Linked DNA regions of Mus musculus: region 2 is linked to region 1. A link is a loop called in an ENCODE intact Hi-C map of the cell type or tissue named here. Cell type or tissue: left cerebral cortex. All regions are shown on one strand. Each heading gives the region's core, and the rest is flanking DNA. Links, peaks and the distances in the headings are about the cores only. Region 1 holds the start of Prrx1 (paired related homeobox 1). Region 2 has its middle 39 kb from the start of Gm24940.

Region 1 (14,827 bases), core at 5,101-7,600:
CACACATCAGCATGCCCCCTCCATAGAACCTAGGGGCCAGTTCTAACAGCTATAACTGAAGGGCCAGTCTTGTGGCAATGTCTTCATGCTGTGGGGATTTTCTATGTTTTGCCATTTACACAGAAGAGTCCTACAGCTTGTGTCTCCCAGCTAAGGGCAGTATTTATTTATTTATTTATTTATTTATTTATTTTTTTATTTATTTTAAAAGCAGACTACTTCCCAGCCTCAGTCCTGGAGAACTGCACCCCCTATTGGAAAGAAAAGGCAAGCAGGAACCAGTCAGGCTAGGCTGGTGGTCCTGCCTTGCAAAAGGCAGGGATTTTTGGACTAGGAGGAAGCCGGTAGAGGTGGAGGAGGCTGGTTTGTATCTTTGCCTGGGCACAGACAAAAGCAGTGAAAACCAAAGACACTGATAGCTATGTTTTAAAATTAAAAAATCTTTGTTCAGTTAGTTCCTCTTTACCTAAAGCACGCACACACACACACACACACACACACACACCCCAGAACACTACTACTTCTCATTTCTCATGCACATTCCAAGTGGATTCTTCATTTGATGCTGAGCCTGGTGTAACCAATGATCATAAAAAGGAGACTGGCGTCCTCAGGGCCCGAGCCTTCCTTACTCTGCAATACGGAAAAGGGTTTTAGGCACTCAGGATCCAAGAATTTATGTGGCCACAACTCAGCCCTCTGTCCCTCATTCGAGAACTCCAGAAATGATGAAATTATAAGTTTTGACTGTCTTTGGGCTCCTCTAAAAGGTTACTGTTTTATTTGTTGACACGATTTCTGTTTCTTTCATAAGCAGCCGCTAAGTCATCACAGGTAGAGATTATTTCACTCCTATAAGCAACCAAGGTTGTAACCCTCTGGAATCAGCTTTAGATTTTTTTTTTAATTAAGTGATTTCAAGCCAATAAAATACTATTACTTTTAAAGTCAGTATGTCACAGAGGTCTACACAAATACTTCTTTGAGAACTCGGATCTATTGATGCTAAGAACCTGCTAATATTCAGTCTCCAGTAGAGACATCGTTCTGTAAAACTAAACTTGCTAACTCAGAAGCGTCCCTGCCAGTCCTGCTTCCTTTCTCTGGTACCTACACCTATCCTGGCTTAACCAGAAGCTGCACTTTGCACAAAGGAGCCCATGCGGCTTTGCTGATATTTTCACTACTATTTGAGATTATTTACTTTAGGGCTCTAAGTTTTGTTTTTCCCCAAGAATCCAAATTCTTGTGGATCAATACCATTACGAAAGGCACACAGATCTTTTTCTTGATAAAGAGGGAGAGAAAAAGTAGGAAACCCATGGAAGGTGGCATCTCATAGCATCAGAGTAGATCAAGGAAATGGGACAAGGCATGGCTCACCATTTAGTGATGCTCTGCCTATAAGTAATTCTCTAATTGTTAGCCCACAAATGGCCATAAGGACATTTAACAACAACAACAAAAATAATCATTTTTTTTAAAATTAAATGTTGCTCTATCCAAGACTGGATAGAGTCTTCTGAGATCCATATTTTACTTTTTATTGGGGGAGGGGGGATACTGTCCGCCTGAAAATCTCTTTCTGCCCACTCCCAACACAATGCAAAACCCATCTCCTTTTCTATAAATACCCCTTTCCATTTTCAAAGTGGTTCCTCATGTGGCTCTTCTACAGAGTTAATAAAATGAACATTCCACAGCATACAAAGAGGATGGAGCCTTAAACTGAAGGTTCCCTGGGGTCACAGTGCAAGACCCACAGGCACAGAAGTTTGAAACAACTGGGTACCCGCAGTCCCAGAGTTTTTGCCTGCTTTGTCTAGGCGGAGATTCTGCTCACTACGTGTCAGTGAATCCCGATAAACACCGCATAGGGAGAGGATTGTAAATTCTTTAAAATAAAACATCCAATTGGTCTAGAGACCGTCATAGGTCATAGTTGAGAATCTATAGCCGCCATTTAGAGCATAGGGCTCCCAGGCGGAAACTCTTTAGAAACTCAGCCTTGGGAGTCCGCCCCTGTAATAGAAAAGCACTCGCTGCTTTCGCAGGGGGCCTGAGGGGTGGCATTTGTTGGTTTGGGGATGATTTATACATCCCTGCTGTTAAATCAAGAATGATGGGAAGACAAAGGAACTACTGACATTGGTGTGATCTGCTGCGGGCCTGTTTTTTGCTACCCAGCACTGTGACTTGAGTTAAGAAAGTTCATCCGCACAGAGCAAAATCTAAGGCTAGGAAGCTACAGGGTCTCAGAAGGGTTTCATGGAATAGGAGAATGAGCCTCAAGGAGTCTGGTCAGCCCAAGTCCTTGGCTCTTCTGGGTGCAATTCCCTGATATTTCAAACCCCAAGACATCCTTGGTCCCCAAACTTTCGAAGTTACTAAATTGTCTTTTTCTCTAAAAATTTTAAGAGGACGCACCCATGATCCTCTCTGTCCCAGTACGTAAAATAAGCAAAATAAGCAGGTCACCACCCGCCTTTGAGATACACTTCAGGACTGGGGAACTCCTTTGCTCCTGGATTTTTATCCCTTGCTCCTGTGAAGAGAGAAATTTCCAGGCCACCCTTAAGAGGACTTGTTTTATGATCTTTGTCTTGAATTAAGATCCTTGAGGCCTGAATTCAAATTCAGAGTACCAGCATGGGGCACAAACCCTAGGGTGGTGCTGCCAAAGACACTTGTGGCGCCATAATTATTGTGAAAGGAGCCACAACTGGGAGAGAGGGAATTGATATTATTTTGATGCAGATTCCAACTGGGGAGCGCCCTAGAGAAGGTTCTTTTCTCCTCTGGCTTAGAGAAATTGGGAAGCTGGGCCAGGGAGAGTGTGGCTGGTGGCTCAGGAGGGCGATCCTTGGCCTGCGTTTACACCTCTGCCTTTGTGACAAATCGATTTCCCGCGCCGCTGTTGTTCCCCATTTGCATCCACCACGGCCCGGGGCCCAGCTGTGCCCGGGTGCACACTTAGCGCCGGCTGGTGAATGTGTGCGTGCGCGCGCGCGCGCGCGTGTCTAATTGACTTTCCGTCTACCTTTTTATGACTACATGTGTTTTCAACAAAAGGTCTTATTAGGACAATCTGGTTTCACTAATTTAGAGGTTGGGAACGTGGAAGGCAGGCGTGTTTTTTTTTTTTTTAAGAGTTTGCAGAAGTTGAAATTAAGAAGTTGACAGCGAGATGAACTGTTCGCCCCAAGAATAGGTCTGCCTGTTTTTATGACTTCTTCCTTTCCCTGCTACTCAATCCTTCTCTGCCATCACCGGCGTTCACACACTCGCAGTCGTTCCTCCTTTACATTAGCCGTAGATTTTTAACAGTGTTAAATGAACCAAAAATTTCCAGAGAAATATACAGGGCTGGGAGAAACAATAATAAAAGCAGTCCTTCCACAGAGAAGAAAATAGAGTGGGGGTCTGCCCCTGACCAGAAGGAGGAATGAAAGGGCAAGATTACTGACTTAAAGTGGGAGAGGACAGTAAGGGCTCTTAACTTTTGATAACAATTGACCAGGTTAAAATGCAAAGTTTCACAAAATTAAGGCTATTATTGAGGGCATGAGTCGAACCTTAATGCTAATTTCCTCTAGATAGATCGAGAGGCCAACTTTCCATATAGCTGGAAGACTAAGGCAGCTGTTCATTGTTTCCCATCTCTTTGAAAGGTATTTTCTTTTCTCACTCTGAGCACCTGACTGGCTGTGAACTTCTCCATCCCCTGTGACCCCTACTGTGACCCCTAAATCCCTTACAGCCAAATCTCCCACAGCAGCTCTCCTCTTTTGCAGACTCCCCTCTTCCCTGTCTCTAATCTGAGCTCTGATGTCTGCTACAGGCTGGGAAACAGAGGGTGACAACCTGTCACAGGTCCCAACTGCCTCTGCGTTCTACCTGGTGCTCAAGAGTAAGGAAGGGTATCTATCTAGGGAGCTGCTTGATTTGAGATAAGAGTCTCCTGTTATCTATCACCCCCTGTGGAGAAGGGGAAGGTTAAGAAAAAATCCGCTTCCAAAAGCAATAGCTTCTTAGTATAAACCCGAAGCCCATCTCCCCCAGAAAGGCAAAGACAGTCAGCCCCGTGTGGGTGTGTGTATGTCTCCCTGACTTCTTTCTAAATTCTAAGTGCTGCTCACTGATACTCCTCACCTCATCCAGCATTTTAAGTTGACTGGTGACTGTCCTGTTTGGTGTATCCTTTACCTAGGCAAGCCTGATTACCTCCCTGGGTCCTCTCTCCATTGGCCTCTCTAGTCACTACAAATATGAGCTGGTGCAGAGTTCGCTGCAGATTCATGAGATCTTGTCCCCTTTTCTGGGGGACAATAGGTCCTCTGACCCCCCTTTCTGGAAACCTTAAAATCGGTCAGGGGATTTATATATGTGCTGTGACCTTGGTGATTCTAGTGTCAACCAGCTTCCGTACAGCCGCTCCAAATCAGCTCCTCAGTGGCTTCCTTTACCTGGCTTTTTCTATACTCAGTGGAAGACCATGACCATCCCGGAGCTCCCTTCTAGCCTTTCCTTAAAGAACAAACAAAACAAAATCCAGATGAACCAATAAAAACAGTACAGGGGTTCTGTCCCTTTCTAGCCCAGCACGGTTTCTAAAGTCGACTGCCACCCTGGGGTTCTGGCTTGCTGAGGCCAGTCTTGGTCCTGCTTTTCCTATGTACCAGCCTTTTGTGGAGCAAAGAGCAGTATTACCCTCTCTTTTCTGACCACCCTGGTCTTCAACACAGCAGTTTCTGCAATACTTGTTTTCTCTTGGCATCGTTTATGGGTTGTGGTGGTGGTGGTAGTATAAAGTTCTAACATTAGCTCTTCAAATAGTGATAACTTTTGAGATCAACAATGAGCCGTGTAGAAACTGTCTTGATAGAATCACAGAGTTCCAGGTACTATCTTCCTAGATATTGTTTTATATTTTGCCCCAGTGAAAATACTCATAGTATTTTGTAGTCCATTTTATTAGAGCTTCAGATACTGTATCCGTGTGATGCTGGCATGTATACCAGGATCAGCCTCCCTCAAACTCTACACAGAATAACTATAGCTCGGAACCTAGCCCTTACCCAGGCTTTGGGGACACTGATTCTTCCTGGGTGTGGTTTAGACTGGTATATATATATATAATTCAAATGGCTAGTTCATATCTCTTTATCCAGCTCATGTGGTGCTCAGTGAGCCCAATCCAGCGTTGACTGTCCCCAAGATACTGCCATCTGAACTACTTCAATCCTAGCAGACTGCAGAACTAGGAGCCACTGCCCTGATCACATAGGGCTCTCCTGTGGCTTCTGTGAGCTTGGTTCCCCCCACTGTGCCCAGGAACCCTTTCCAGCTGGCTCTGATGCCAGTTTGTTTTGAGTGCCTTAAAAATTATTTGGTAATCTAAGAGGGACAGTGCCTTGAGAGAATCGCAGAATGGCAGAGGGCCTTCGGAGCTCTAAAGGAGCGATCAGCACATAATGATAAGGAAAGAGGTCATTTTAGAATGTTCTGCCGGGTCCAGACTTTTGCAACTTCTCTGTACATCTGACTAGAGAATGAGCCCAGGTGACAAGTGTGTTATATACTAAGAGACCACGATATACACTTGCAGTCAGTCTTTTTGTAAAGGTGAAGTTAATAACTGAGATGTGACTAAGGCTGGGGAAGGCAGCTTGTTCATAGACTTTTCTGGAGGTCTAGGGGCCAACAGGCCGTGCTGCACAGGAACTTGGGCCTGCAACCCGCGATTCCCCTATGCAAATATGGTGTTAGACCAAGCCAGGCAGTCTCTGGATTTTGCTTCTAACGAAAATTCTCCTAGCTTCATCAAGGTTTAACTTAATAGGTGGGTTTTTAGCTCTATCTTAAACAAGGTAGAGATGACAGCAGAGGTCAGAGAGCAAGCCTGGGCGACAAGAATTGTGTGTTCCCGCGCTGCCCTTAGTCTTTTCCAGGCTTGGGTCATATGCACAGAGGGTATGCGACCTTAGTCCTGTCTTCCAGGTTCCTCTGAGCACAGTGCTTTCCCTTCAACCCCAGGGAAGACGCGCTCCCAAGCCTGCCCTGCATCTTTGTTCCCTGTTTTCTCTAACCGAGGTGGCTGTGTAGCCTGCGCTCTGGCCGGACCGGACCGCTCCTACCCTGGCGTGGACGCCCCGCCTGCCTGCGGGATTTCTGACCGCCGCTCCGCCCGAACTGGAGATGCAGCCCTGGCGGCTGGAGACAGTGGTGGCCGCAGAATCCCTGCATGGGATCCCCTGGCCTCCCAGCGTCCCTGGGCCTCCGGGTCTCTCTCCAGCGCCCGCTTGGCTTACAGCATTGGGGGAGCCCTCTTTTTCTCATCGGTCTTTCTGCGATCAGCAACCAGCCACTTTTCCCAGGACTCCTAACTTCTTAACGCCTTGTCTCCCCGAAACCGAAGCCTGGAACACGCTCCCGCCGCCCTCCCCGGGCCTCCACCCTGTGTCCCCAGCGCACACTCCCCGGAGCACGCGCCCTCACTCACTGTCCTGCTGAGGGGTGTCGCTGCCACTGGTCAGTCCCGGTGACTCCAGCAGGCTCCGGCCCGCCTCGCCCACACTTTCGTCTGCTTGTGCCGCCACCATGTCCCCGGCCTCCTCCAGGTCTAGCAGGTGACTGACGGAGAAGTTCTTTTTCGCCTGCAGGGTGTCGAGGTTGCCCGGGCTGTCCAAGCGGCCGCCCAGCGCCGGTTGCCGCTCCAGAACGTGCCCGTAGCTGGAGGTCATGGTCTCCCCTCCAATCCCACCCACCCCCCTCTTCCCGCTCGAATCAACACCAAACGCTGTGGGCGTGAGGGGGGAGAGGAGCCGAGTGGGGAAGAAAGAGGGGGGAGTGGAGAGAGAGAGAGAGAGAGAGAGAGAGAGAGAGAGAGAGAGAGAAACAGAGGGTGGGACCCCTTCTGAAGTGTAGAACTTTCGGGACAAGTAACTTTCCCTGCAGCCTCGGTTACTTCGCTAAAGCCAAGTCCAGCGCGGTCCAGAGAGATAATCCACACCAAAAAGTTCAAAAATAAAAACAAAACAAACAACCTATGCTTAGATCAAAAAGAAAAAAAATATCCCTTTCAACTCTTAAAAAGCGTCCACTCGCAGACACTAAAAATAATAATAAGGGGGAGCGAGGAAAGGGGAGGCCAGCGGGGCGGGGGAGTTAGGCAAACAGAAGAGAGAAGAAGGGGTGGAGAGAAGAATCAAAGTGGCTTTAAAAAAATTAGAGAAAGAGGTTAAAAAAAGTTATTCCCCCGGCAAGAGTTCAAGCGCCAACAGAAGAAGGCTTGTTCCAGCTTTAAAATGTCTTCAAGAAAGCGCGTTCCCCCTCTCTGCACTCCTGTGGATTCTCGGGAGTGACTAGAATTTCAGGAGAGTGATGTCTTGCAGATGTATTAGAGAGCAGGATTCTCACTTTACTCTTCGTAAGGAGGAAAAAAAAATAAGAAATAAAGAAGCGGGGCTTCAAGAGTCTGCAGAAGGGTGGCGGTCCCCCTTCCCTCCGCTCTCTCCCCCTTCTCCGTGCGGAGCTCCTTTTCCCTTCTCAGTTGGATCAAGAAGCTCTCTGGCACTTCAAAAGGCACAGGCTGGCATGGAGAGGAGGCTTTGTAGGGAATACAAGAAAATTGGAGACCCCTGGGAGGGCAGATCTCCACTTAATAGGAGCCTGTAATTACGTGGCAAAGCCTTTGTGCGGCGCCTGACGTTTTACAGACCCCCTTTCTCCATCACAATCTCCTACCTCCTTTTCCTCGGACCGAAAAAACAGTCTGATTAAGAAAACCCCTTTGCCAACATCAGAGCCAGAGAGAAAGGGAGAGGGAGGGAGCAAGAGAGGAGGAGGGAGGGAGGAAGGAGGGAGGGAGGGAAAAGGGAGGGAAGCTAAGGAGAGAGCCCCTTTGGATTTTTAAAATAAAGGTCTAATTATCATTCCCTTGCAGTAGTATCACAGAGAGAAAAGTGCCCGAAACCCGCAGTCACTTTAAAACGGGGCTGATTATTTTGTTTCAGCATTAACTCCTCCGGATTTGTTTGAGATCCTCTTGGAATATCTCATTTGCATGTTTTGATAACAGCTGAGGGCAAACTTGTTAGGAAAAGAAAAAAGAAAAAGGAACAGGGAAAAGATGCACATCTATAACAGTCAAATCTGCGGCTGCACCGCCCCCCAGTAACTTTTCCTGCAGCTTTGTTTTGGCGGAGAGCGCAGGGAGAGTCTGAGACTGAACGGCAAAAAAGAGCAAGCCTATTAAAGCTCGTTTGGCTCTGTAGAGACAGCCTATTAAATAATGTAATAAAATAACAAGAGCGATAATAACGGGAGGCTCTCTACGATCTAAAGACGGCTTGGGCAGATCCAGAAGTCTTCAGCTTCGAATGGATTCGAGACTTTCGCTGCCACCAGAAATCCCCAGGCTTCAGACAGTAGAAAATTTACATATTCATTAAACCAGAAGAAAGTCCGTCCTGATAATTCCCCTACCTTTGCCAATGTTCTAATTTCTTGCTCGTAGCCGAGGCTGCCCCAGATCAGAGCAGACAGGAACACTGGGGCTGAAGAAGTTGGGGGGAGCAGGAGGAGCTGGGGGTGGGGTGGGCTCTGTGCTAATCTGTATCCAGTTCGGTGAGGCCCTGGCAAACACAGAGACTGAGGAAGGTCGAAGTCTATGACCAGGCTTGACAGAGGGCAGAGCGGTGCTGGACGGTGTTTTCATGACCTGTTGGAATCTGGTAACAGCTTTAATAGTCTCATTAGGAATGAGTTACTATATGGCCAGTAAGTAAAATAGTATGTGCTTATTTGTGGCGTTTTATGTTCTTTAAACACACACATACATACGTTTCCCCTCGCTCCCCTGATTGCTAGATTTCCCCTTCTCCTGTAGCTATGAGATTGAATTGAAAAGAAGGAAGGGTCCCAGTGTGTATAAATGGTTTCTGTGCTCCAAACGGCCATAGTTAGCCCAGAACTTCCAGCCCTGATCTGGGAAAAGAACATTTGATGCCATCAAAGGGCTGTAGATTGAAACCAGATGTGCGCGCCTCGGTTCTTTCCATGCATTTAATTAAGGAGCCAGGATGGAGGAGACTTTTTCATCATTAGTCCACCCGCCGCCCCCTCCTTTTTCCACCCCTCGCCTCGCTCCAGCCACTCGTGCCGTGCCCCCGACCGGCAGCCCCCAGCCCCGCCAAAGTGCTCTGGTCGCCCCTGCTCGGCAGCTCAGGCTCTGAGCCGCGAAGGTTTGTCTGCCGGAGGGCATCTAAGCCAGAAGAGCTGGTTCTTGCGCTGGGGACTTGCCCGTGGGTGGGCCAGACAGAGTGGGGACTTGAGTATCCTGAGGTGCTTTCGGAGATGCCAACGGTGAGACTCCTAGAGCCTAAAGTGCCTGGAGTGGAAGCGACTCGATGGTCAGGTTAAAGTGGCATATTTCCACCGGTGTCTCTGGAACTCTCTGCTCCCTTAGGGGAAAGGAGACACCCTTTCTCTCTTCCTAAGGCCAGACAGCATCAGTCTCTCCCATATCTTCTCAGACTGGAGGCTCATGCGCTCCATCTTTACTTACACAGATGGATTCCTTTTTCTTTCAGACGTGAGGATTGCCATTTGTGACCAAATCCTGAGTAAAAGATCAGGACTTCTAGCACCCTAGATATTGCCTCCAAGAAGTATCCTTGTTTCTGTTTGCAGCCAGTATGGTTGATACTCCAGAAGACTGTCAAGGAAAAGAGATCAGAGACCATCCCCAGAAATATCATTAAGTGCCTTTCCTTGCATTCCGCCTTTTCTCCAGGAAGCAGGCACATTTTGAAAAACCGCAGCTGGTTACCCATGTTCCTATCAACCAATTGCTACAGTATCAACCTGGGTATTAATGGTTTCTATGGGAACATTTAGATACATTTCTAACATCTGTGTAGCAAATTTGTTTAGATAATAACAAATATAGCATCTAGCATATATAGAAAATGCAAATGTCTGGTATTTTCCTAAAGGTCAGAGGCAAACCAACTACTGCCACTTGCTGACTTCCCCTCCCCCATTGTTCTAGAAACCTGTAGCAAGGAGAGGTATACTAGAAAGGTGTCCTTTGACATCTGTGGGCACAGAGTGTGCTCTAGTCCTCCAAACTGGGGCTCTGGAGTTCCACAGAAACCTGTATCTGCTGGTGCCTAGGGAGGGCAAGGGAGGCGGCTAGGCTACCTAACAACCTTGTTTAGCATTCCTTAGAGGCTGTGCTAGCTCAAAAGACTCCTGGAACCTTTTGTTCTTCCTAGAAGGTCTCCTGGGCTTCAGCTGTGTGCACTAAGCCCTTTTGTCTGGCCAGAAAACTTAGACTATCCCTTGCAGTCAGGGGGAAGGATTGGCTGGACTGGGAAAAGCCCCTCTGAAGCAAGTCCTCTAGGAAACCCACACCCTAAGGAACTTTTGTTACCCCAGGCCTTTTCAGGTGTTTCTGGGTCTGCTCTTTTCTTGTCTTTCCTTTCCCTTCTTCTTCTTCCTCTTCCTCCTCCTCTTCTTCTCTGTCTCCATCTCTGTCTCCAGCTCCATCTCCTCCGCCTCCTCATCCTTCTTCTTCTTCTTCTTCTTCTTCTTCTTCTTCTTCTTCTTCTTCTTCTTCTTCTTCTTCTTCTTCTTCTTCTTCTTCTTCTTCTCCTCCTCCTCCCCCTCCTCCTCCTCCTCCTCCTCCTCCTTCTTCTTCTCCTCCTCCTCCTCTTCCTCCTCCTCCTCCTCCTCCTCCTTCTTCTTCCTCTCTCTCTCTCTCTCTCTCTCTCTCTCTCTCTCTCTCTCTGTCTGCAATTTCAACTGGATTGGATCTGCATCCTGATTGTGTTTACATATGGCATTTGTGTTTTCTTGAGATTCTGGATTGCAACTAAAGACAGTAGAATAGCCCTAGGAGGAAATGTAAGACATTTACATCAGAGAACATTTACATCACATCTGAGCTGTGTGCTTGGGCAGGAGAAGGTGTTCCCAGGTCCCATGGAGTCAACACAGTTACTGCTCTACCAAGCACACTCAGCTCTGGGCCAGGGAGGGCTTTGTTTGTTTGTTTTTGCCTCTTATCTCTTTTATGTCCAGGCTCTAGGATCGATTGTTGGCTGCAGGGGCAGAGCAAGGAGAAAAAAGTTGAACCTAGTTCTCTGGGCTCAGGGCTCAAGGCTCAGTGCTCAGGCTGCAATTACCAGGAGAGCCAAGAACTTTCAGAATTCCAGAACAGAGTAACCATCTGGCAGAAATGCTCAGGAGAGGAAGCTGTGGCTACCAGTACACAGTTATCTTCAAGGAAGGCTGCTGGCCAGGCCTGAGCACTCTGAAAGTCCTAGAGGAAAGTGGCTTGGGTTTGCCTTTGTCTTTCTTTAATCACCATTTTGTCTTCCAAAGTGACCTCCTTGGAGGAAGGTTGGAACATGTGTAGGCTTTCCCTTGCCTTTAACTTTGACTCCTACCCATCAATCATTATTTATAAAAGTCTGTAACCTTGGATGACGTAACTTATAGAGTTCTCTTCCTAGTAAGTCCATCCAGTATTGGGCACTGGATTTCTACCCACTTTCTGGTCTAGCCCCTCTAAAAGCATTTTTGTTTTCAGACTTCCCACCCTGACCTCAGTGGGAGCAAAGGTAGAGCTAGGAATGAGAGTTGCCAAGAGACTAGACTAGGGTAAGAAGGAATTTTGGTTGACAGCCATGTAGCATTGGGTGGTCCTGCCTACAGGCTTGATAGTGATTATTGTCTAGGATGTTCCTGGTGCAAGAAGCTCGCAGACCATTGCTTCATCTGGTTAACAGGATGTCCCCCACTCTAGGCAGCCCCCCCTCTGAGCGAGAAGCCGAGACTTGTGCTCTCTGACATCTTAATTTGCTGACATGATAATCACACATGACAAACACAGGTTCCCTGATACATAAAGAACACGGTATTACCCTCATGCAAACAACACGCCATGTCAGGGGTGGAAGTGCTTTCCTGATCATGGCTGACAATCTGGTACATAGTCATTAATAGAGAAACCAGGGGTGAAAGGAAGCGTTCTCTGGATTCTGCAGGGTGCCCATACCTTAATATTTCTATGGAGCTTTTATGCTAGACCCTATTGTGTATTTCCAATTCTGTTTCCTGTAATCCTAAGTGGCAAACTAGGAAAATTCCTCCTGTCCACACACACACACACACACACACACACACACACACACAAAGTGGATGTTCCCTACTTAACCCCAACTCTGTCCAATATTTCTATTGTAAGGTTTTAAAACTTTGCAGTAATAAAAGAAACTAAAGACTAAGGCACACTTCCTATCAGTGAATTGATAATGGTCTGTTCTACTAAAGGATGTGAGGTCAGTAAATTCAGGGACCTAGTATAGGTCTATACTATATACTTTCACTATATCTATTCAAGTCATTAAGGAGCTGCTTATACCATAGGAATAGTTTTAGTCAAACTTCCCTTGGTGTTCATAGAGAAATTCCTTCCCTTTTGAATACTGATGTTTTCCGGAGCTATGCCCATTGTCTTTAACTGCCCTTCATAATAAACCGGTTGTTCTTCAATTTCATACACACTCATAGGCTAACTGCTACTTGTTTGCCCAAACTATCCTTGCTATCCTGTTCCTCCTGCTTCTCCCTCTTTTGTACATCTTACTACTGAGCAATATCCCAAACAGCACTTATTTACTGACACATCTAAAATCCATCACTTCCTTTTTATTTTATTCTTCTCTCACACAATATATTCCTAATGCAGTTTCCTCTCCTTCTACTCCTTCTAGTCCCCTCCTCCCTCTTCCTCCTCCTGTATCCCCTTCTCTGTTTCCCTTTAGACAAGAGCAGGCCTCCCAGGAATATCAACCAGACATGGCATAACCAAGTCACAATAAGACTAGATGAGGTAGCCCAGGCTTGCCTCTCACTGGTAGTCTTTCTGCGGCAGTCTCCTGAGTGATTTGATTACAAAGGTGTGCCACCAGGACCAAGCTCAAAATTTGGTAAAATAAGGCTGATCATGGCTGCTACCACACACTTCCTTAAAAGTTAAATGACTGTGCATGCAATCCATCTAGTTCACTGCTGAGCACACTGTAAGCCTTGATAATAAAAAGACAGCCATCTCCCTTACTATTGTCGTGTACATGCATTGAGGAAAGTGAAATTTTATATGTCTAAAACTTTTTTGTTTGTTTGTTTGAGACAAGGTTTCTCTGTGTAGCCCTGACCCACTCTGTAGACCAGGCTGGCCTTGAACTCAGAGATCCTTCAGCTTCTGCTTCCTGAGTGCTGAAATTAAAGGTGTGTGATACCACGAGCCAGCTAACAAGTCCGAAACTTAACTCGTCACCTCCTCCCTATATGAATCATCTTCATCCAATAGAAAATGAATTATTTCAGCATCTTCATTCTCAGACAATACCCCTAGCTTCTCCAGGTAATCAATGGTCTCTATCAGTCTTAGGGCTCAAGAGATGATGGCTCAGTGGTTAAGAGCATATTCTTTTGAAAGACCTGGACTCTATTCCCAGCACCCACACGATGGCACACAGCTGTCTGTGACTCCATTTTCAGGGATGTGGTGCTGTCTTCTGGCCTCCACAGGCACAGCACACATATGGTACACAGACATGTACATAGGCAAAATATCTGTACACTTAAAATAAGGTGAAATTGAAAAAGTTTTTAAGGGATCTACCAGTTGCATATAGCAATCCATGATCTTTACATAAAATAGTCACTGCATGCTAGTGGAATTTGATGGATGAAGATTAAGTAATGATAGAGTGGGAGAATAAGATAAACTCCATGAAAATATGTAGGTGTGACATTTGGGTGTGTTTATATTGTAAACATGATATAGTCTGTGGTCAAGATTTGTCAGCAAAGTATGTGTGCAGATGCCTCCTTGAAGGAACCCAAACCTTTATCATTAGGTCATTTTAGATGGACCACATCCAACTCTTAGGAAGATTAAGAAAGAAAACAAAGAGGAAGTATCATATTATGATCTTTTCCAACAATGAATAGTTCTCTTTTTTTCTGTCTCTTTCCTCATATCCAAATGGCCCAGGCTACAAGTTCTCTCAGGCTGGTTGCACTAAATAATAAGTGACCCAATTCTTGCTAGCTCTCTATTAAAAAAAAATCTTTAAAGATGGCAAAATGCATGCAACCTCGATGCTAACATTAAGACAAATAGGCAAGTGATAGCACATAGAGCTACTGAGATGGCCGTTACTGACCCTGCAATCCCTTGCAGGAAGAGATCTAGTGCTTAGTGGGGAGGGTGTCTTATTCTGAGAACTCAAGATTCTTCATATTCATTGGATTCTTGGCCTGGCCTAAGATATGTGTACCAAAGTTCAAACTGGATTGGGGCCTCTACAAGATCCCTCACTCTGGGGACATAGATTTGGTCATGTGCCAGGCCAAATGACAAAGACCTTTATCAGAGAAGTACAAGATGGGTAAATTTCCTAGGTAAATTTGGCTGATCAGTCTCTTTGCTGACTTTAGTGTTGATTTACAAAATGTATGCTTTGGATAACCTCCCTTGTCTTGTTTCCCCCAGATATCTGGACCCAAGGCACTTCTCTACCTGCTTTCTCCCCCTGAATGTTCCCACGAATTTCTAATTATTTTAGCCTCCCTCTTCTCTTTCCCCCCACTCCTCTGCTTTTCCCATAGTGCCGGATGGTTGAAATTTCTTCTCTAATTTCACATGCTAGGTTAAGTATATGTTTTTACCCTCAATTCTTTATGTTTTTCTCTTTTTAAACACATGTGGATCTGTCTTACTTCAAGCTCTGCCATAGATTAAATA
Region 2 (14,827 bases), core at 5,043-7,542, 50 kb after region 1:
GTATGGCCTTATGACTGGTCTCAGGATGGATATCAGATATCTCACCCTGAAGGGAGAAACATTCCCACCAAATCCTTCTCTGGAAAAAAAAAAAAAGAATCTCTATCCAAAAATCAGAGTCTGGGCAGACAAATTGGCACCAGTTTTTTCTCTCTCCCTAGCCTTCCTTTTATATTCGGTGAGAAATAAGACTGTAGACTTGAGTCACAATTCACAAATATTTAGTAGTATTATGTTGCAAAAAAACACTGGGAGGGAAAATCCAGGGGAAGGTAATTCTTAAGAGCTTTGCCTTCATTCGTGCAAACAAACTTTATGCCTCTCAATAAATCTCCTGTTTTGTAAGTGGCCATTAAAATAACGGATCATTTGATTAAAATTCTGTTTTCTTTCCACAACAGTCATTTGGAGTTTTGGAGACCTCCAAATGTGGTCTTGGCTATGATGTCATTAGCATTTTATTAATGCATCCAAAAGGTTAAAAGCTCTTGGGTTTTATAGGGCTTTTAAAAGCAAACGTGATTGTCTCTTGAATAAACTGAGCCTGAACCCATTAAAATGTGACAACAACTTCAATACTGACCCTGTTTAAAGGTTAAAAAAAAATTGATCAAGGATTTGCCACATTTTTAATTGGTTTGAATTAAATGGAAACTGAACAGAGGCCAATATTTGTGAATGGAAAGAATTAAATCCAGTTCAACACCTTTCAGTATATTGTTTTTTAAAAATTGGGTTCCCCACGTTTTTTTTTTTTCAGTTCAATGATCCTTTATGGCACACAAAAAAAAAATAGTTTATAGTTTGAAAGGTTGGCCTTTCTTTCTCTGGTCCAATCAAAATGCAGCCAAATAGAAAAAAATCATATATCTATAACTATATCTATAGATACAGATATAGATTTCAGCATTTAAGTGGACATTTAAAAACAATGCCCAAAGCACAGCCATTTCCTCTGTGCTGTTTATTTGGATGGAAAAGGAATTCAAGTATTGCCCAGTGATGGTCCTATCAAACTTTTAGGACCCCAATTATTTTCTGAAGATAGCCTGGAACTCACTATGTAGCCCAGGCTGGTAGCAAACTCAAGCAATCCCCTCCTCCCCTTCCCCCCACCCATGGCTCACCCTCCCAAGTGCTGGGATTACAGCCACCACACTTAGCTTTAGAAACTCTTAAAGGCCATTTATGAGAGTTACAAAACTAAACCCACAATAAAGCAAAAGACCCAGAGAGGCTGCCACATACATAGCTGTGCACTGTATCCCGGTTTTCTATTTTGTCTCCTCTTCATATACATTTTCAGATTTGGGTTGTGCAACCCTGTTAAATGATCTTGTATACACCAAGAAGAAAATTCCCTCCTCTCCCACTCCCCGATGGTGTCCACTGAAATGAAACTGTTTGAGCTGGTTTAGATTTTTTCCATATTCTTACATTACTGACCATGGAACGTTCTATTTACCTTTATTGCTTTATTAGTTAACTTCTGGCAACTAACCTGATTTCTCATTCTAATACATTCTGTGCTTTCAGAGAACATTAGCACTTTTAATTTAATTTAACTTTTTAGCCCTCACGGATGAACTACTGAAAAGCCGTCTCCCTGAGTCTCCTCATGTAATTGCTCCTGTGTTCTGAGGGAGCTATAACTTGCAGAAGCCGATGGGCAGATAAGCTTGCCCAACATGCGCTTAATTATACAAACAAGTCTTTCTGGAGAAAGTCTTCAGACAATTACCTCCCGAAATAAATATACCCCAGCGACTGTCAATAGCAATAAAACCCACACAATCATTTCTTAAAGCTTTTATTGTTTGCCTGTAATTAGCATGTTGATGTGATTAAAGCTACATTTGACTTCTGATAAACCCCAGACTCCTATAGATAACATTTCCAGTGGTTCAAAGCTGCTTTCATTAGAAGCGATATTTATCTGATTTGTAACCAATCAATTGGAAATAAAACTTTCCTGTGGCATGCCAGCAGCAGCCCCTAGCTTCCCCCCAAACCCCTCCAGCAGGCTAGGTCCTTGAGTGAGATGGATTCCATATGGTTAGGAGGAGGAACCAGCCAGTCCTGCAAAGGTAGAGAGCACAGCTCTTGGGAGAATCACTCAGACCTGCGTCGTCTCTGCACACTGCCACTACAATCTGGAAGGCGCAACGGCTGCAACCAATTTTCTTGAAAAATATGCTTCGTGTGGCAGCCTAAAGCCTGCAGAATTGGGGTTCGCTGAGGCCATCATCTGTAATGTTTACTCTGCTTCCATATTTTAAGTTTATATCTGATTGTTTTATCAGATTCTTTAAACTTGCTTTTTTTGCTTTTATATATACTCTATCTTCTCTCTCCCCTTCTCTCCTCTTTTCTTTTCTCCCCCAAGCATATTCTCTCTCTCTCTCTCTCCCCCTTTCCTTTCTTCATCCCTCCTTCCCTCCCTCTCTCCCTTCTTTCTGACTTTTGACTGTATATGTTTTTCCCCCCTATAAAAATATTTTGTTTGCAATCACTTTAATTTGCAGCTCTAAATGTTGAGGTTTTGACAACTAGGCTTTCAAAAGTTGATTTTACCCAGCAAATGTTCTGAGAATTTCATAGTGGAGGAGGGCCGAGGGAACAGTACCCCTATGCTGTAGAAATGCCCTGTCCTACATCTTGGCGCTTTGTGTAGTTTAACCACTACACCAATGTATTTATTTTTGTTCTTAACGGAGAAATAGGGAAAGAAAGAAAGCCAATTAATTGCCTTCAATGTCTGTATACAGTATTCAACGCACTTCTCTTTCACTCTCTGCCCTCTCCAAACATTCCATATTTTTAGAAATGAAGTGGAGGAAGGAAAATATTTTCTATAATGGAATAGTGTTGACACGCAGACCTTTATGTATTTATAGCCATGCCTCATTAGAATCTGTCTTTAAATATGTGGTAAACATGTGCGTAAATACGATGTGTGCCATGCTTTTTAAATCGAGTTTTAAAGTGAATGTACATAAACAAAGTAGCTTACTGCTATTAAAATGAAAACATGAAACTTGGGTCTGAGAACCTTATACTAATCTGGGCAAGTTCAAAGGTTTTCCATTGTTATTTGACTGTTTGGTTTCTCAATGCCCATTTCAAGTGTCTTTTGCAAATGTTGTGATTTATAACTTGATATTTCTATATCATCCCAATTTTATTTACACATGCATAGTTCTTTGTACAGAAAATTTAAAAGCCCTGACTTGAAATACTGATAGTTTACAACCTAAGAATGGCTAAAATTACATTTAATATCTTAGAAATGAATGTTACCTAGCATATGTATAATCTACAAAGTATTCACACACACACACACACACACACACACACACACGCATACACACGCATGCACGGACACACACACACTAAGAGAACAAGGGGACTTGTGCCAGCAAAATGAACTTCTTCAACAAGAAGATTGGGTATGACAAGTCTGTCTCTGTGGGTCTGCAGTTTATGAACAGATCTCATAGCAGGAGTGTTTCTGAGGGTGTTAGGCTCAAAGGAAAGGTCTATGTGAAGTATACTATGTACCTTTAAAAATCAACTTCCATCAAACAGTTTAAACATTTCTTTCCCACAATTTAGAAAACATTTCAGAAGTCATTAAAAATCCATTTAAAAACATCAACCATGTGTTGTTCTCCATTGTAAATACATTTCCTCAACCCTCCATTTCTTAATTAATATAAATCAAGATAACTCCCTTGCTAAATGAATTAAACTACTAAACACAAAATATTTATCCTCATCACCTTAGATTTTAGACTAATTCACTTAAGATCATTAATAACATTTTTGGATAAAAATTTTTTCTGCTAAAATGTTAATTATAATTTGGACATTAAAGCTGGACTCTCTTTTGTGAATCCATTAACTAACTATTCTGTAGCATCTACGTGGTTACTAAGACAACAGAGAGACCATTCTGGACCAGAACATTGCCTTTACTCTGCACATAACTAAAACCACAGTTGCAGTATCTCAACTAACAGGAGGAAAATTATTTAGATCCACAAAGAGAAATTGTATATTTTTATAGTTTTATTCTTGAAGGAGCTATTTGCCTTACTGATGAGTGATTCTGAAATAATATATCAAATAACTCAAGTCAGAAGAGGAAATCTGGCCTAACTGGGTTTTTGTTGGTGGTTTTTAAGTGTGTGTCCATACACGTATTACTATATTACACTGAGGACACATTATTACAACATGATTTAACAATACATTTTGTGCATTTTTAAAAACTTTATTACTTTAAAACTTGCAAATGAAAGTCAAAAGAAAGAGACATTCAGCCCAAAGAAAGGAAGGAAGGAAGGGAGAAAGAAAGAAAAGAAAAAGAAAAAGAAAAACCCAATGCCCAGCAACAGCTATTATTTATCCGACTTGTTTTTTTCCTGAGAGAAAAGGCATTACAAAGCCATCAAAAAATGGCAAATATTCTAATTAAATGGATAAATGCATAGCTCTCTGAACTGTTGCTCTTTACAAGTCTTTAAATGTCTGAAAACTGAAGCATGTCCTAAAGAGTTCACCTTTTATCCCGTGTTAGGTATCTTATAGACACAGCCCTCAGCTCTGATCGTCTCTGCTGAGCTTGCCTGCCTGTCAGTGGTGTGATACGGGACATTTCAGAGTCCTCAGTGGAATGACTGTGAAGCGATTTAGGGTGACATTCCCCAGACTTCAACTCAAAAGAAGGCTTGGACATTTTTTTTTTTCCTGCAAGTAGCTGAGCCAAGTAATTCCAGTTCACAACTCTCATCTTAGACGCTAGAGAGGATTTTCTCTCCCATCAGTCTTTGCACTTGTGTGTGTTAATTCCATTTAGTCGCTGAGAACTTTTAGGTGGGTTTTTGGGGGTGGGGTGGGGGGCTGGTCAGTAGGGTGAGAACTAGGAGTGAATCATAAGACATCTATCAGGCAAGCTACCCAATCACAGGAGTACATCTTACAAGCCCCATAACAGTTTTAGAAATTTTTATACACAGTGGAGATGTTGGTTTTGCTTATAAATCTTACACATACCACCAGCAAAAGGCTGTTTCCGTAGCTCTGAGAAAACTCTGGCCTAGCCCATAGGGAGAGAGGAAAGAATCTCTCACTTGAAGTGTTATCTGAAAAGAGGGGGGGGGGCTCCCTGTAGTTCTTCCAAAAAAAAGAATGTGTGTGAGCTAGAAACAGTTCCGTTTCTACTGTACCATTAAACTGTAAGGCTGATTCAAGTTTAACTAACTGTCAATTTATTAGGGGGAATGACTTTGCCACACACCCACACACACATGCTAATCCGAAGCATGTGCGTTCTGTTGTTAAGTGGCCCTTCCAAAGGCTGATCACTCATTGGCGGAAACTACTCCAGATGCAATCCATAGCAAAAGCCCAGTTTAAAAAAAAAAAAAAAAAAAAAAGATGAAGATAACGGTGCAGTGATCTTTAGAACATATTCCATATATGTACAAAACTTGTTTGCTTAAATTCAGGGCGGGGAAACATCTCTTCTTTTTAGGTCTATCTGTGGTCACGTGATTTTCCACAACTTGAACATTCCAATAAAAGCACGTTCTAAAAATAAATGGATACAATAACCGACTCTCTGGATTTCAAATTGCTAATTTTTAAAAGCAAAGCAGAAGGATTGTCCTGATGGAAACCCTTCACACAAAATGGCAGTGCAGGGGTGTCAGGCCGGAGTAGGATCCGTTTTTTGAGCAAAGGCTGGGGGAGAGAGCTTATGGCTTCTTGCAGAGGAGTGGACCAGGCAAGTGTACATTTGCACTCCAGAACCATCTGAGGCTGTTCCTTGAAGCCTGCTCTTTACATTTTGGGTGAATATCTGATGGGGAGGGACAGTGTGGGCGTGGGAGGCTGTTTAATCTCATTTTGCCTCCTTCTCCCCCCCCACCCCCACCCTGAGTCATTATGGGAATCTAGAGGAAGAACACCAAAAGAGAAATTTTGAAAGGAATGAAAAGAAAAAGAAGAGGGATGAGAGCGGGGAAGAAGAAAAGAGCAGACGCCCTCAGCTCCAGCGGAAGCAATGCCAAGAAGCAACTAACCAAAACCAGACAGAAGTGGGGCAAGAATAAGATGACTTGGACTCAGGCTGACAAACGCACAAGAGAAAAATTCACATGGCCTCAGGGCGGGGCTTGGCATCCGGCTCAGAGATTACTGTGGATGTATGCACGTAGTTTTTATTTCTGGAGCCTTATTTTGCAACTTCTTCCTGAAAAAAGATGCGTTGGTTTTCTTCATTAAAATAATGGAAAACACACCCTCAAATTCTGCCTTTCCTAACTTACTACTGTGAAAAAAAAAATCACTTTCTTCTAGATCATTTCCTAGGGGTTCTAGACAAATGAAATGCTAAAACTTCAAATGTCTAATGACTTTGTATCTAGTTTCCGAACACTCCATTTTGAAGAGATAGGGGACCACTGTGCCTTTTAACGCAGTCCATTGTGAAAGCAATAAAAGTAGCTGGATAGAAGTCAGCCTGTGGCCAGGGCCAAGGCCAAGGCCAGTTTTGATTCTGAATTATTTGCATATTATTATTTGCATTATTTGCATCTAAGCAGCCTGTGGCCTCTGCAAGCATTTGGCTTGTTAGAGTTAATCCACTGATGGCTTGTGTGGTAATGAGTGTCTGAAGTGCTTGTCTATAGGGATTCTTTTTAATGCTGTCCTCATGGGCTCTGTTGAACTTTTTCTACTTTGTAAATGAAGGCTGAACACACTCAAATCATCTGTGGAACTGTGTAAACTGTTGCTACCCAAAGAGAAAACCCACCACTGGGATGTAATTTTCCACTGTCATTTTTAGATAGCAGGAGCAATTATACACAATTTATGAAAGGAGTACTTCTGGAATGAGAGGACACAGGAAACATGGGAGACACAGGACTCTGTGTGTGTGTGTGTGTGTGTGTGTGTGTGTGTGTGTGAGTGTGTGTGTGTGTACACATACATAAACCTATATCATATATATATATATGTATGTATATGTATACATATGTATACATATACATATACACACATATATATATATACACACACACACACACACAGAGTCACATATATACATATACATACATATACACACACTCACACACACACACACACATATTTATGGAATGATTTATCTGAGTCCAGAACACCATACATGCTAGGCAAATGCTCAGAAACATTTTGAAATAAACTGAATACCTTCAGATAAGGTATATAAATGCAGTTTGGACTGGATTGCTTCCCCTTGTCTTCTTATCAAAGCACTGGGAGATTTCAGCTACTCAGAAAGCCAGGTCATCAGAGTGGCGATTTGTATTTGGACCTCTTTCCAGGAGGTAACAAGAAGCAGGCTTGATGACACACAGATGCCCAGCAGCCAGACTTCCTTCGACAACAGACACATTTTCAAAGTGCTCACGCTGTCAAGTCATCAGACTGACAGTGATGGTCGTTAAAGGGGAGCAATCTACTTGGTGTGGTTCTGTTCTAGTCTCCCTTCTGTACCCAGTAAAATAAAACAACAAAACAAACAAAAAACCTTAACTGAATTGTGCCCTGAGAAACACAAGAGGAAAGTCACTCTGGATCAGAGAGTAGTTAGATGTCTCCCATGCCTAGGGTAGCTGCTATTCTTGATTTGAGAACACTTGTGTAGCTTCTCAGTGTCTTTGAGAGAAGACTTGTCAAATACATATTTCATTGAGTACACGAGTGCATCTCCATTCTAGAATGGGGTGTGTGCAGGGGGTTTTTCTTTTGTTTGTTTTTTTTTACAACAGAATTGAGTCCCCCTGGAAGGCTGCAGTTTTTGGTGGCATTGTAAGATGACAAAGCTCAAGTGGGTTGCAAGACAAGACACATGCCTCCTAATGGTGAAGCTTGCTTATCCTTTTGGCCAGTGTCTACTGGGAATTGGAGGGCACACCCTCCAACCAAAGTCAAGCAGCCACAATGTTTGCTGGGTGTTTGTTGGTTTTGGTTGATTGGTTGAGCTACTCCATCAGTCCCTGCTAATGGTTGAAATTTCCAGACTAGTGATAAGGTCAAATCCAGTCATTTCCATGTAGCAGAAGTGGTGTGCTCTAAAGCTGAGGAGCTTTAAAGTTGGGCAGCTTCAGAGTCATACAGTATGTATCACCCATGTGACCCTGACCTTCCTATATCACAACTTTCTTATGCCTAGATGAATGCCATATCAAGAGATTTTTTTTAATCAGATATAAAATTTTCCAGGCACATTGAAACAAAAGCATAGTCAATATTCAATAAAAGGGTTTTTTTTCTTTCTCCAATGACCAACAATAATTATTTTTCCAGTGTATCATTTTGTTGCAGATCTTTTTAGAACCTAGTCAGTAATTTTCTAATAACTGCTGGCCTGGTCCTGATATAACTGCATAACTCAGATAATAGTGTAATTGTACAAGTTGTAGGAGATATGACAAATGGTATCTTAAATGCTAAATAAACTCTTACATTCACCCCTAACACCAAATATCCAGATGGTTTTTGGTGCTTTAGCAACAACAATGATATATTCTTATAACATTTTATTGCCAGCTGTACTTAAATGTATTTGTTTTGTTTGTTTCTCCTAATGATTGTATGAAATAACATGCTTCAAGATGAGGCAATGGGTACTCAGTAGTAAAATAAAAATTGTTGTGACATAAAGCATAAGTGTGAAACTCAAACCCAGGTCGATTTGACTGAAAGCTTAGGAACTGTGCATATTGTCTTGAGCTCCTGATCAGAAAGAACAGAAGCCCCTGGGACCTCAGAGTCACTGAAACACTGCTAGATGCTTAGATAATATAAAAGTCACTTTTCTATCTAGGTAATTCATTCTACAAGTTGATGCAGTTTTTTTTCTTCCAATTCTTTGAATCAGATAACCATTATAACAAAGCTAAAAGGAACTTTTGAACAAAATTGTTATAGTCATAAGGTGGGGGGTGGGGGCTTCTGGATTCTCTCCAGGGTTCCTGCCACTGTCAGGTGTTGGTGAGATTCTCCATGGTCATTAAGTGTTACTTTTGTCAGCATATTTTCAAGATGATCTATAGAACTGCATTCACACTGAGGCGGGAAGATTGAGGCCAGCCAGAATTACACAGTGAGACCCTGTTTCCAACACAAAACAAAAACATACTCAGACTACACTTGCTATACCTGGCTATATCGGGTGTCTTCTATGCGGAGGTATGCAAAATATACTCTAGATTGCAGCCCGGAAGAATGTAAAATACCTCATTTATGCATTATCTAGCAAAAGGGCAACATTTTGTTAACATTTCTGGTAGTTCCGATGTGAAGTAAGCACACTATTAAAATTCTTTTGACGTGTTTATTTTTACTCATTTAAATGTGGCAATCAAAATCCTTTCATGACCTTTGTGGCTTCCCTGTGCGACCCTGTGTTATATTTCTATTGGGCAAGAACTTATCTCAAATCTTCCAACAGGAAGATAGTTCTGTTTCTATCCTCAGGTAGGCTCACAGAAGAACCAAAGCACAGGCCCTGGGAGCTGCTATATCCAGATCTGTGACTTTCACTATAGGTTGCTTTGCATAAATGGACAGAGCACCTCCTTCTTGGTGTGTAACTGGTTTTCAACAGAGTGTCCCTTAATTAATCTTGTTGAAAGTTAATGAGAGCTAATTATGCTGTTAGAGCACTGTTTGTACTGTAAGTGAAGGCATTGCTCTATTCCACGAAAACTATAACGTCAACATTTTTTAAAAAATAATCATTTGCTCTCCGCTTTGCTATTTATACATAGAAGGGAATGGAGGGTGGGTGTGGGACAGAGTTGTCTTAAATGGAGTCGGGTCTAAGCTTGCATCAGTAACACCGTGAGTACTCACAGCGGGCACACACATCTTTCCAGATTCCGTGTTCTCCATCTGAAAAGAGCAGAAGACTGTCCAGAGTGAAAAATGCTGCTGAAGACTTTGATATCTGTTCCTTAAGAAATCAAGAGACATTACGCCTTACTCCACCGTCGTAGGATTGGTTCAGGAGACTCCAGCTGATTTCCATCCTGAAGGAAGGAATTGTTTCTGTCAGCCTGCCTGCCTGAGACTGCAGTTGAGTCGTATTTAGCCTCTCATGCTAGATGTTTTAGTGCCTGGCTCTTTTTAACTGGCATATGTTAAGAGCTTTGAATTAACAGGTGCATAAAAACTGTCAAAAAACACTTAAATCTCAAGACAGACTGTCAGTTGTATTAAAAAATATGGTGTTACATAACCACGCAGCCTCCACACAGCCAGCGTGTTATAGTTGGAATGTCCTTTTCCCTCTCCACGAAATGCAGCGATGCTAATCCAGAATAGGAAACAAAAGGCCGTGCATGGTCCTCCAGCTGGCTGTGGAGGACCCTGGTTATGAGGAGGATGCAGACAGTAGATCCCAAGCATCAAGCTTTTCTTTTCCTACAACTGAATCTCCTTTCAGGCTTAGAGATCCATTTATAAGCCAAGCTCCTAAAAGTTGATCCTTTGAAAGAAACATCACATCACAGGACTGCACTGAAATTCAAATTTATACTATCACAAATTACATTATCATATTACTATGAAGAAAATTAATTGATTTTCAAAACGTTTTACTTTTATTTTGTGTGTAAGCAAGCTTTGTCTGCACGTGTATCACATGCAAGCCTTGTGGCCTGGGGGTCATTAGAGGGCACTAAGTCCCCTGGATTTGGAGTTACAGACAGTTGTAAGCCTCCACACAGGTACTGGGAACTGAACTCAGGTCCTCTGAAAGAACAGTAAATGCTCTTAACCACTGAACCAACTTTGGTTTGCATTGATTAAAGCTGTGTGAATTATTGTCATTTCAAGTAAATGGATACAGCCTGCCTAAACAAACAAACAAACAAATAAACAAACAAACAGCGGAATCAAGGCAGTTATTGCATAGGAGAAATCAAGTTTATATTTATATCAAGCGTCCCTTTTTGTGAAAGACAATAGTTATTTCAGGAATGCTGAAACTTGGTTAGAACCAAGTATTTCTGATTTAACTACTCCCCTTGCGCGTGGTATATGCCATTAAAACATTTTTAAAAAATGAAATCAAGTTAAATTTAGACTTTAACTTGACTGTATTTTAAAGTATCTCATATTTGGCACTGACCCCTAATAACTGGGTGGCCAGGAATAAGTCACTTTTCTCTAAAGCTTTAAAAAAAATATCTTTAAATGTATTATAGAGGAGGATGGGTATGGGACATGTGAGAAAGACTCAGCACTTATTTTAGTACTAAAAGGAGCAAGGCCTATGGTACATGAGCTTTAACCACACATCTAGATACCCTCTGTGGAATGCTAAACATCATACTGAAAAGTATGTTTTTATTCTGCTTGGTTGTTTTGCTGTATTCTGACATTTATATTGCTGGGTTTTGGGCCATGTTTCCCTTCTTGCTAATATTTTCATGTGTGCCCCAGATCATAGACGGCTCTCATACATCAGGTTTTGACAAAAGTAGACTCTGAAACACAGACATGCTTACAAAAGTTTACTGGTGAGGATGCCGGAGGAAAGCAACGGAAGGGTGGGTCAGAAAGGAGCACTGGGTGGAGTCCAGGGAGGAGCGCCAGTCACCAATGACTCTCTCCTCCACATGCTGTGGGCGAGGTCTGGCTCCAGGTTTTTTCCCAACTTGGGGTAAGGAGAAATCATTTATATACTCATAACTATCGTCTGGCTTCTTTCTGTCCCCCCACCCCCCCTCACCACCAAAAGAAACTATTTTTGGCAAAAATACTCTTTTTCAGTCCACAGTAAGCCTGGGAGTTATCAGTTCAGCCTTGATAGTTTCTTTAGTTGGAAGATAATTTTTATTTGTACATATGGAACAGGGAACCCCCCCCTTTCTCCCAACATTAGACTGAAACCAAGCCTTTCTCAGACTATCAGCAAGTTATAATGCAAATGTCTTGCTCTGTAACCATGTCACACTTAAAGTGATTATCAGAATTGCCAGTGACCCATCAACAGCCAATGCTTCCCAAAAGGTAACACAGTCCTGAGGGATAAAGGTCCCAGCACACCATGTACCATAGCACTCATCACAAAGAGGATGTAGAATCTGTTCTGATGGCTCTTGTAGGAGCTTTGACAATATATACCAAATACTACCTTTCTAAGCCCATCCTTTCCTTATTCCTGATTTGGAGAACCAGGCAAAATCAGGAAGATGGAAACAATATTGTAAAGGATCATGTGTGTGGATGTCTTAACTCTTAGGTTCACTGTCCTCTCTTACTAGATAATAATCTTTCTTTATGACTAAAGATAACTTAAGAAAATCAAGCAGTAAGAGATATGCAACTGTCCTGGAGTTTCATCTGTGGAGGGAGATGTTTTCCTATTGGAAGCTGTTTTATCCCCTGAAGAGGGCTGGCATTTCAGACTACTGCATCATCAGAAAAATGTCGTAGGCTCCAGCCTCTTTCTGCCTCCATCCTGTTTCCATGCTAACTCAGCTTCTGTAGCATCCTTCATCGCCTACTGTTAGTGCACTAGGAATGGAGGCCGGAGGGCTTCTCTAGAAAGGCTAGTTCTACCCTCCTTATGTATCAATTTTAGGGACATCATTAAATGTTCTGCCAATTTTCTCTGAAGTCAGTTTAAGACAAGGAGGATTTGGATAGGACAGATAGGAGAAATGCAGAAGTATTGAGTTATTTTGCCAAATCCCCTTTTTAAAAATATAAACCCAAGTCAAAAATAGTTTGCACAAATACCAACAAGCTGCTTTCCCATTGGGAAGTCTTGCTTTCTTGACCATTTTGTTATGTATCACCATCATATACAGTCTATGACACACCAACGTATATTATTAAATTACCGTGATGACTGAAGGAGGAATATTTTTGTTATTTTGTCCATATTGAATAGAAAGAAGTCAGTTTCTTAAAAAGAAAATTAGGAGAAATGGTTTTACCTTTTAAACCTCAAAATGTCCAGGTTTCAAACGATACACATTCATTTCTGACTACTCAGTCTGGAGGTCCTGTTTGGAATCCCAAAGTGCACAGCAATCATCAACACTGTCTTTATTCTTGCTACTCCCTCTCCCTGCTTCCTTTGCCCAGCGAGCTTTTGGGGTCTCCCATTCCCAGCATCAGTTAATCTAACTTAACCATCACTGCAGGCCAAATATCATAAACCAAATACTAATAGTGAATACTCTGAATTTAAAACAAAACAAAACAAAAAACACCTCAAAACCAACCAAAACAAAACAGAAATGAAACAAAACATCTCATTTCAGAAGTCAAAGGACAACATTGAGGGAGGAATGTCCTGAAAAAGCACCGGGCCTTCTGATATTGGCAATTTTCTCCTTACCCCTGTCTCTCCTCTTCGTCTCCCCCTCCCTCTGGCTCTCATCTCCCCACCTTTCTCCTCTCACCTCCCCATCCCCTATTCCTTCCTCTGTCTGTCTGTCTGTCTGTCTGTCTGTCTGTCTATTGGCTTTGGTTTGGCATGCAGTTAACGCTGGCCTACAATGCACCTCCCTGCCCCAGAATCCCTCACTACAAGGATGATAGTCAGTTCTACCACACTCAGCCTTCATTATCTTCCTTAGCTGGGAGATAATCTTGATTTTTAAATATGGAACAGGAAAGCTCCTTTCCCCCAACATTAGACTGAAATCAAGCCTTTCTTAGCCCATCAGCAAGTTATACTGAAAATGGCTTGGCCTGTAACCATGGCAAGCTTAAGAATCGTAGCGGTAAAACAACCTTTAAAAGGTCTAAATAAACAAAACCTGCTTTCTCGTCCATGGTAAGAACTAAACAGCCACACTTTACAGGGTGAACTGGTTTCACTTCAGTTTATTTACATTTAGACATCCATTTTCCTCTCTGATAGAATCTAAGGAGTTTTGAAAATTGAAAGGAGTTTTCTGCTAGCAATGTTCATTGTGTTATTTTGGTTGTGATAAAAGATGTCAGGTGCTTAATTTTGAAGCATGTAGCGGGTCTTTTAGAAAGATTATTAAACCGTTTATTTTTACTGCTTCAGCTCTCAGAAAGGATATGAGTATGTGGTTTCATAACTAATACCTTACACTGTGTCAGAATTTAGCAGAGTCTTTCCATGTAGCAAATTTCAAAGTAACAAGGCTTGTGCTGAGCCACAGAGTTGCAGCTGATCAGGAGACTCAAGGAAGAGAAGGAGATGGGGGGTGGGGTGGGGCAGAGGTGCTCCTGCCTGTTCTACTTCTAAACTAGGGCTCTCCCGAGGGTCTCAGGGGTCTTTTGGTGCTTTGTCATTACCTGCCAACCCAGCCTGGCTTGGTGGCTTAGGGATGGACAGCCTCTTGCTTTGCGGCTGGCATCAGGTCTCCTTCTCAGTTGATACTCACGTGCCAGGGAGTATCTGTCTTCTACCATCAGAGTAGAGAAAACAGGCACATTGCAGCCATACTGCTCATACCACACACAGTATCTAAGGCTCCAGAACCACAGATACAGTGCAATCTGTATTAATGCCCTTGGACTTAATTGCCTACCCATCAGAACACGTAAAAGTGGGATTTGTCAGACACATTTTCTTTTCTCCCTCCACCTGTGGACCAACTGATCTGATGCATCATCTTGCTACCTGCAAATGCTCCTACTAGAGAGAACTCCCTGGCTACCTAGCTATGTCACTTCCTTATCATTGCCAAGAGGAGGCCATCACAATATCCCTGCCTATTCCTTTATTCTTCACTCAAACTGGCCTCCTAAGTAAAATCACAGCAGTTCTTCACCT

The links. Peaks named below come from ENCODE experiments on the same cell type or tissue, not always from the same donor. Only the 100,000 strongest peaks of a DNase experiment are listed, where the experiment ranks them.
Region 2: a loop joins it to region 1, with 2.3 times the contacts of the local background. A loop is called at or near these places in 4 of 42 quality-filtered maps.

The regions. Positions count from the first base shown.
Region 1 is chr1:163,305,893-163,320,719 of GRCm38, forward strand. It overlaps Prrx1 (paired related homeobox 1), which reads right to left and starts at 7,758. Exons shown (of 4, transcript NM_011127.2): 1 at 6,503-7,758. The coding sequence starts at 6,743. In left cerebral cortex, for the core only: a CTCF peak has its summit at 6,215; DNase peaks (open chromatin) are centred at 6,181, 6,465 and 7,394; H3K4me3 peaks cover 2,382 bases; H3K27ac peaks cover 1,578 bases.
Region 2 is chr1:163,356,269-163,371,095 of GRCm38, forward strand. No RefSeq gene overlaps it. Among named protein-coding and RNA genes, the nearest start is that of Gm24940, 39 kb to the right of the region's middle. In left cerebral cortex, for the core only: no CTCF peak of the experiment used is centred there; a DNase peak (open chromatin) is centred at 6,095.